2 separate regions of the Homo sapiens genome follow, and region 1 is linked to region 2. A link is an interaction called in ENCODE POLR2A ChIA-PET data of the cell type or tissue named here. Cell type or tissue: MCF 10A. All regions are shown on one strand. Each heading gives the region's core, and the rest is flanking DNA. Links, peaks and the distances in the headings are about the cores only.

Region 1 (4,394 bases), core at 264-4,263, 180 kb before region 2:
GGCAAAGGCTGTGAGCTGGGACATGCCTGAGCATGCCCAGAACAAATATCTTGGTTAAAGTACAAGGACATAGAATATACTTATTCCCTTATATCTAACAGCTACGTAGGATAGGGCTTAACAAAGAGTTATTAGCAAAAAGCAAGAAGGCTTTGGAGGAAGTTAGTCTTTAAAATAAACTATTATTTCTAACATTTATTATTTATTCTTTAACAAGAAGGGAAACTTTGAAGAGGAATTTTACTTTCCACATCCATTTTTCATTTCTTTTCTTTTCTTTTTTTTTTTTCTTTTTTTTTTCTGAGACAGGGTCTCACTCTGTCACCCAGGCTGGAGTGCAGTGGTGCCATCTCAGCTCACTGCAACCTCTGCCTCCTGGTTTCAAGTGATTCTCTTGACTCAGCCTCCTGGATAGCTGGGATTACAGGCATGAGCCACTGTGCCTGGCCCACTATGTCTTAAAAGTGCTGGAGGGAAGTGGGAGCCGCGACCCTTCCAAAGGACACCTTTCATACCTTTCATACCGTGCTGCAGGCAGACAATTTATTGAAAAGCAATCTGCCCCAAAACAACCCACCAAAAATCAATTTGACAAATTCACCCTAGAGCCCCTAGGCTGGAAATGACGTCTCTCTGTCTCCACTTCAAGCCTGTCTCCCAGAAAGTATTTTTTTGTTTCTTTATAACATGACAGCTCAGCATGTCATTAAAGATTTTTCCTCGTCATTCTATTCCCCTGGCCTTCTTCTCCTCCTAGAATTTGTATTTCTAGCCAGCAGAGTTGAGACATGGGACCAATGATTTACTTAAGCAGATGTAATCGCCGGGCATGGTGGCTCACACCTGTAATCCCAGGACTTTGGAAGGCCGAGGCAGGTGGATTGCTTGAGCTCCGGAAGTTTGAGACCAACCTGGGCAACATGGCAAAACCGTGTCTCTACAAAACAAACAAACAAACAAACAAAAAAAAAACCAAAAAAGACAAAAAATCAAAAATTAGCTTGGTACGGTGGTATGTGCCTGTAGTCCCAGCTACTTGGGGGGCTGAGACAGGAGGATCACTTGAGCCTGGGAAGCAGAGGTTGCAGTGAGCCAAGATCGTGCCACTGCACTCCAGCCTGGGTGACAAAGTGAGTCCCTGTCTCAAAAGAAAAGAACACATGTGTTGAACATTGCTCAGAAAACAAGGCCATGCCTCTTTTTATGATTTTTTTTTTTTTTTGAGACGGAGTCTCGCTCTGTCGCCCAGGCTGGAGTGCAGTGGCGCGATCTTGGCTCACAGCAAGCTCCACCTCCCAGGTTCACACCATTCTCCTGCCTCAGCCTCCCGAGTAGCTGGGACTACAGGTGCCCACCACCATACCCGGTTAATTTTTTTGTATTTTTAGTAGAGACGGGGTTTCACCATATTAGCCAGCATGGTCTTGATCTCCTGACCTCGTGATCCGCCCACCTCGGCCTCCCAAAGTGCTGGGATTACAGGTGTGAGCCACTGTGCCCAGCCTTTTTATGGTATTTTTATCTTGTAGACCCACGGAGCTTCTGCTCTCATCTCCCTAAACAAGGGGCAGGAACAGAGTGCTGACTCTCTCCCCCACAGCACAGAGCATTGTGCTTGCTATGGAGTGAATTAAATATTAAGTGAATATTTATATTAATATAAATATTATATCATCTTAATATATCATCTTAATATTAAGACGAGTGGATGGGTAGGTAGCTGCATAGATGATGGTTCTGTCTTGCTTATGAAGATTAGTCATCCCTCAAGGGCCATCATTAGCCAGGATTTGATTCCCTGCAGGCCCCAGCACTGGTTCTAAATGTAGAATGTTTGGTCCTATCCATCCTTTCCCCAGGGACAGAATAGGGGTCTCCTCCTGCCAGAGGCCCCTCCAATGCCCACTCTTCTTCTCTGAAGGTCATTCTCCAGAAATGCCTCTCTATCTGCAAAGTGTGGCTTAGTAGGGATTGGCAGATCTCCCTCTCAAGACCATTTGCCTCCAAAGCTTGATCTCTGAGCCTGGAACAAAGGGCTTTGTTGTCAGGTGAAAGCCTTCCGCAGCCCTAGAGCCAGCCCCACAGCGCCTCCCGCTACAGATGCTCTGCCTGACACCCTACTATCCTGGAGAAGCTGGGAGGACATTGGCAGGGAGGGATGAATAAAATGAAGCGATCCTTCTGAAGAACACAGCATAAAATCCAGAAATTGCTCCCATGGCCTATGGAAAGCTGATGTCTGATACAGACAGCATCCCAAGTCATGGGAAAGAATGGGTGACTTTGGTAGGGCACAATGGCTTATGCCTGTAATCCCAGCACTTTGGGAGGCTGAGGCGGGTGGATCACCTGAGGTCAGGAGTTCGAGACCAGCCTGGCCAACATGGTGAAACCCCACCTCTACTAAAAATACAAAAATTAGCTGGGCCTGGTGGCATGCACCTGTAATCCCAGCTACTCGGGAGGCTGAGGCAGGAGAATCCCTTGAATCTGAGAGGTGGAGGTTGCAGTGAGCCGAGATTGTGCCATTACACTCCAGCCTGGGCGACAGAGCAAGACTCCGTCTCAAAAAAAAACAGAAAGATGGGCTGGGCGCGGTGGCTCAAGCCTGTAATCCCAGCATTTTGGGAGGCCGAGGTGGGCAGATCACGAGGTCAGGAGTTTGAGACCAGCCTGGCCAATATGGTGAAACCCTGTCTCTACTAAAAACACAAAAAATAGCCGGGCATGGTGGCAGGCGCCTGTAATCCCAGCTACTCGGGAGGCTGAGGCAGGAGAATTGCTTGAACCCGGGAGGCAGAGGTTGTATTGAGCCAGAGATTGTGCCATTGCACTCCAACCTGAGTGACAGAGTGAGACTCTGACTCAAAACAATAAATAAATAAATAAATAAATAAATAAATAAATAAATAAAAAAAACAGAAAGAATGGGTGACTTCATAGCTGGTGTCAGGATAGCAGGAGAGCCTTGTGGACTCAGAACCAGCTGGAAGCACTCCTCATGCTGTGGACCACAGTGCATTCCAAAGGGGTTGGAGATTTATTTATTTATTTATTTATTTAGCGACGAAGTCTCACTCTGTCACCCAGGTTGGAGTGCTGTGGTGCAATCTGGGCTCACTGCAACCTCTGCATCCCAGGTTCAAGCAATTCTCCTACCTTAGCCTCCCGAGTAGCTGGGATTACAGGTGCCTGCCATCACACTCGGCTAATTTTTGTATTTTTAGTAGAGACAGGGTTTCACCATGTTGGCCAGGCTGGTCTTGAACTCCTGACCTCAAGTGATCTGCCCGCCTTGGCCTCCCAAAGTGCTGGGATTACAGGTGTGAGCCACTGTGCCCGGCGGGGTTGGAGATTTAAATGTAAAGATGAAACCATACAAGTCTAACAGAAAACATGGACCAATTCTCTTATAATTTGGGAGTGAGGAAAAATTTCCTAATTCTGACTCAACACCTAGAAACAATAAGGGGAAAAGATGAACAAGTCTCAAGGAATTAAAGTTCTGTATGGAAAAAAAATTAAATGAAAATTTTAAACATATGCGAAATTAAAAAGACAAATGATAGACTGGTTTAACAAAAAACAACAACCTTACAACCTACATCACGGACAAAGGGCCAATATTCTTAGTATATGAAGAGCTCCTAATATAGATTAAAAAGGCCAACAACCTGAAAGAAAAATGCCCTAAAAATACAAACAGTTTACAGAAAAAGAAAGGCAAATATTTCAAAACTATACGGAAAGACACTCAACCTTGCTTACAGTAAAAGAAACACAAATTGCCCCAAGTAACTATTTCTTGTTGATCAGATTGGCCAAAATCCAAAAGCTTAATACTCTATACTCTCTTTTCCAAACTGTGAGAAAACCAACATTCTCACATATTCCTGGTGGGAATGCAAAATGGTACGGTCACTGTAGAAGAGAATTTGGTAATAGCTAGCAAAATTATGAGCGCATTTGCCCTTTGATCCTGCAATCCCACATCTAGGAATCTATACTAACGATACACTGCAAACAATACAAAAAGACACAGAGATATGCTGTTTATTGCAGCTCTGTTTGTAAAAACCAAAGCATGGGAAAAAGCCAAAAATCCATCAATAAGGACTTTGAGAAATAAACAATAGCACATCTACACAATGGGGTACTTTGCAGCCACAAAAAGAACAAGGAAGATCTCTACAAACTAATATAGTGTGATCCTAAGGACATCTTAGGATCTGTTTCTCTAAGAAGGAAAGATATAAACAAAAATACGTAAATACAGGGCCGGACACGGTGGCTCACACCTGTAATCCCTGCACTTTGGGAGGCTGAGACAGGGAGATCATGAGGTCAGGAGATCGAGACCAGTCTAGCTAACACGGTGAAACCCATCTCTACTA
Region 2 (4,394 bases), core at 310-4,309:
AAAAAGTTAAGTATATTGGGAGTATATATATGTGTGTTTATAGATATATGATGACTTACTATAGTGAAGTAAATATTCTCATTATAAAATTTTAAGCTTAGCTTTTTTGTTTTATTTTAAAGAGAGATCATTTGTACTGGAAAGTTACATTAAAGGCCCAGCAAAATGCTTACAACAACGCCTAGAGGACTCCAGACCCATTCCCCGGGCAATCTGAAGATCTGGGACCTACCTACCCAGGCCTCCCTTCTCCCACTTAATAGAGGCAGGTCTGAGGGCCTGGGAGGAAGAAGGCACCGCAGAGAAGCAAGGACAACAGCCTTCTCCTCTTTGAACCAGGGTGGCCTTATACCAAAACATTTATTGAACTCACTGCTAAGGAACTCATGTAGAGAGGAACTAAAAGTTATAAATAAGTTCTGGGGTAAATTCTAGCCCCAAATATACTAAATTTCATGTGTGGCTTCAGCTCTTTGGATCTGTCACCTTGTCTATAAAACAGTGGGTTTAATATATCTGTCCCTAAGGCATCTATATTCTATACAATGATAAGAAGACTGGGCCGGGCGCGGTGGCTCACGCCTGTAATCCCAGCACTTTGGGAGTCTGAGGCGGGTGGATCACCAAGTCAGGAGATGGAGACCATCCTGGCTAACATGGTGAAACTTTGTCTCTACTGAAAATACAAAAAATTAGCCAGGCGTGGTGGCAGACGCCTGTAGTCCCAGCTACTCAGGAGGCTGAGGCAGGAGAATGGCGTGAGCCCTGGAGGCGGAGGTTGCAGTGAGCCAAGACAGCACCACTGCACTCCAGCCTGGGTGACAGAGCGAGACTCTGTCTCAAAAAAAAAAAAAAGACTGCATTAAGGAAATCCCGTGAATTCCTCCATGAGCCTGCCTCTGCCCCATCCCAATCTCCCACACTCTTAGAATGCAGCAAAATGAGAGTCCTGTTTCTAGCTCTCGCTCTGCCTCTAATAGAGGTATGATTGGGATTCTCCCTTTAGTTTAAGCACTATATGTCATAAATTATTTTTAATATTACTTAACATTAATCTGCAGAATTATTACAGATGACTTTTCTTAAAACAAAGACTGATTCTGTCAACTTTATTAGTGCCTACTGTGTTGTAGTCACTGCACCCCCATAAGTTATCCAATTTCACAGAAATCCAGATTTTTCAAAAATGGTTTTGGTCTTTAATGGCCTGAAGGGCTGCTACTGAGGGGAGGCTGCAGCAGAGGCTGAGCACAACCGGTATTGCTTCTCCTATATGTGTTGACTTTGTAAAGGATCCAGGCTATTGGCCAACTATTATGTTTAGGATCTTTTGTTAAAATGGATCAAAATTTGAACTCACAATTCAGGTTATTCCAACAGCCACTGGCAGTTAGGTTATTCAATTATGGCTTCATTACAATCGGCATTAAGGTCTTTTTTTTTCTTTTCTTTAGAGAGAAAATGGTGGGACAGTTAGGAAGGGGTCTCACTATGTTGTCTAGGCTGGTCTCCAACTCCTGAGCTCAAGTAATCCTCCCACCTCAGCCTCCCAAAGCACTGGGATTATAGGCACGAGTCACTGTGCCTGGCCTGGCATTAGGGTCTTAAGCTCATTTCGTTCTGTTCCTTGAGGATTAATTTGGCCAGAACAGTTAGTATTCACAAGTGGCAACCTAAAATTAAGTATGTGATTCATATCCAGGATGAGGCAAGTTCCCTTAGGATCAACAGGGCCTGCAAGGCAAAGGTTTCCTTTAGTTGACCTGGATATGGGTTTATTGCAGTCTGTGTGACCACCTGTGTAGGTGGGTAAGGAGATGAGAGGGCAACACGACATTTGCCTAGTGGCCTATAGGCTTACTCACCTGTATTTTTTCAGGTTGAAATCATCAGTTGATTCAGCAAATTTTTTATTTATTTATTTATTTAGAGACAGAGTCTGGCTCTGTCACCCAGGCTGGAGTGCAGTGGTGCAATCTCGGCTCACTGCAACCTTTGCCTCCTGGGTTCAAGCGATTCTCCTGCCTCACCCCCACAAAGTAGCTGGGATTACAGGCACCCCCCACCACACCCGGCTAATTTTTGTATTTTAGTAGAGACAGGGTTTCACCGTGTTGGCCAAGTGGGTCTGGAGCTCCTGACCTCAGGTGATCCGCCCTCCTCACCCTCCCAAAGTGCAGGGATTACAGGCATGAGCTGCCACGCCCGGCCAATTCAGCAAATTTATGTGGGATTCCACCTAGAACTCCAAACCAAGGTGCTCTGAATATGTATTGGTAGTATAAACAGAATCCACAGCCCTATCCTGGATTATAAGCTCGTTAGGGAGGTAGCAAAATACATGACACTGACCTAAGAACACATGAAAAGCAAAGAAACATGAATGCAAAGTCATGTCATATAAGCTGTTTAAATCCTGAGTAAGATGAATTTAATTTGCATCTATCCTACTGACCTATAATCCGTGACTCACTTGTCTCTCTCCTCCAGTAGACATGACTAGGCATGACCCATATAGTACTGAACTTTGTATTCCCAGCACCTTACCAAAGTAGGTGCTGGGAATACAAAGAGGAGACACCCCACAAATGTTAAATAAAACACTTAATGAATGGTTCTAGGTAGGTGGGGTTGATCAAGGAATTATCTTACAAGTGGTATGGGTTTTTTGGTTTTTTCTGAGGTGCAGTCTCACCATGTTGCCCAGGTGATTCTCCTGACTCAGCCTCCCAAGTAGCTGGGATTACAGGCACTAATTTTTGTATTTTAGTAGAGACAGAGTTTCACCATGTTGGCCAGGTGGGTCTCGAGCTCCTGGCCTCAGGTGGTCCACCTGCCTCTGCCTCCCAAAGTGCTGGGATTACAGGTGTGAGCCACCGCGCCCAACCTAGTCTTTTTATAGAACAGTTATCTCTGTAGCCAAACTTACATCATATTATTTAATTTTCCTTGATTCGGGGGAGGGGGGAGGGATAGCATTAGGAGATATACCTAATGCTAAATGACGAGTTAATGGGTGCAGCACACCAACATGGCACATGTATACATATGTAACAAACCTCCATGTTGTGCATATGTACCTTAAAACTTAAAGTATAATAAAATAAAAGATTTACATAAAACATTTTTCCTTGATTCTGTATTAAAGGAAAGATGACATTATTTTCAATGTCTGCAAAATATTTCACTGATGGGCATTTAGAGTGTTTCCATTTCCCGCTATCATAGATACTGCTTTAATGAATATTTTTTGTTTATAAATAGTTTTCTTTTTTTGTGTGTGGATATAGAATCTTGCTTTGTTGCCCAGGCTGGAGTGCAGTGGCACAATCTCGGCTCACTGCAACCTCTGCCTCCCGGATTCAAGCAATTCTCCTGCCTCAGCCTCCCGAGTAGCTGGGACTACAGGCGCACGCCGCCACGCCCAGCCGATTTCTTTTGTTCAGGCTGGTCTTGAACTCCTGAGCTCAGGCAATCCGCCTGCCTCGACCTCCCAAAGTGCTAGGATTATAGGCGTGAGGCACCCCGCCTGACCTATAAATATTTTTCTAAGAACATTTCCTTAGGCTATATTCCTAAACATGGAATTATTGGGAACATTTTTATTTTTCTATTTTTTTTCATCTCTTCAGTATTCAAAACATTCCTAAATTCTGGCCGGGTGCGGTGGCTCACGCCTGTAATCCCAGCACTTTGGGAGGCCGAGGCGGGCAGATCACGAGGTCAGGAGATCAAAGCCATCCTGGCTAACATGGTGAAACCCCAACTCTACTAAAAATACAAAAACAAAATTAGCTGGGCGTGGTGGCGGGCACCTGTAGTCCCAGCTACTTGGGAGGCTAAGGCAGGAGAATGCCATGAACCTGGGAGGTGGAGCTTGCAGCAAGCTGAGATCAGGCCACTGCACTCCAGCCTGGGCGACAGAGCGAGACTCCATCTCAAAAAAAAAAAAAATCTTAAATTTCTATATAAGTTGTCAAACTATTTTTTCCAGTTTAATCAACTTACACTTCTACCAGCAGTATGAGAGCTTTTATCCCACTGCACAGTCACATAGGAAAAATGGTTTATGTAAAGGACCTCTCTTCTGTTATTTAATACCCATGAATTTCTTATATAGTTGTAATCAGCGAACCCATACTACTTTGGGTTCTGCTTATTTCACGGGGAAGGATTCTATATCTATCAATATAGTTCACATTCTAGCCATTTAAAATCATTCTTTAATTCTTCATTGTGTTAACAGATCCCAATAAGCTTGGCGATTTTCTTATTGTCAGGACTCGGGTTTATTTCCAGTTTTTGCTATTAAATTGGCTATTTCTGCATCTTTGCACAGTCTCCCCTACTTTACCAAGAGTGAAACTGCTTGATCAAAGAATAGAAAATGTTTT

The links. ChIA-PET counts read pairs that join two places held together with the same protein. Peaks named below come from ENCODE experiments on the same cell type or tissue, not always from the same donor. Only the 100,000 strongest peaks of a DNase experiment are listed, where the experiment ranks them.
Region 1: POLR2A ChIA-PET joins it to region 2 with 5 read pairs; 3 of 35 experiments call an interaction of 5 or more read pairs at or near these places.

Annotation. Positions count from the first base shown.
Region 1 is chr11:61,994,812-61,999,205 of GRCh38, reverse strand. No RefSeq gene overlaps it. Among named protein-coding and RNA genes, the nearest start is that of FTH1, 29 kb to the right of the region's middle. In MCF 10A, for the core only: no CTCF peak of the experiment used is centred there; no DNase peak of the experiment used is centred there.
Region 2 is chr11:61,818,435-61,822,828 of GRCh38, reverse strand. It overlaps LOC124902680 (a long non-coding RNA gene), which reads right to left. Exons shown (of 2, transcript XR_007062696.1): 1 at 1,361-4,394. It also overlaps a transcript of FADS2 not described here. Among named protein-coding and RNA genes, the nearest start is that of FADS1, 3.6 kb to the right of the region's middle. In MCF 10A, for the core only: no CTCF peak of the experiment used is centred there; DNase peaks (open chromatin) are centred at 1,728 and 2,498.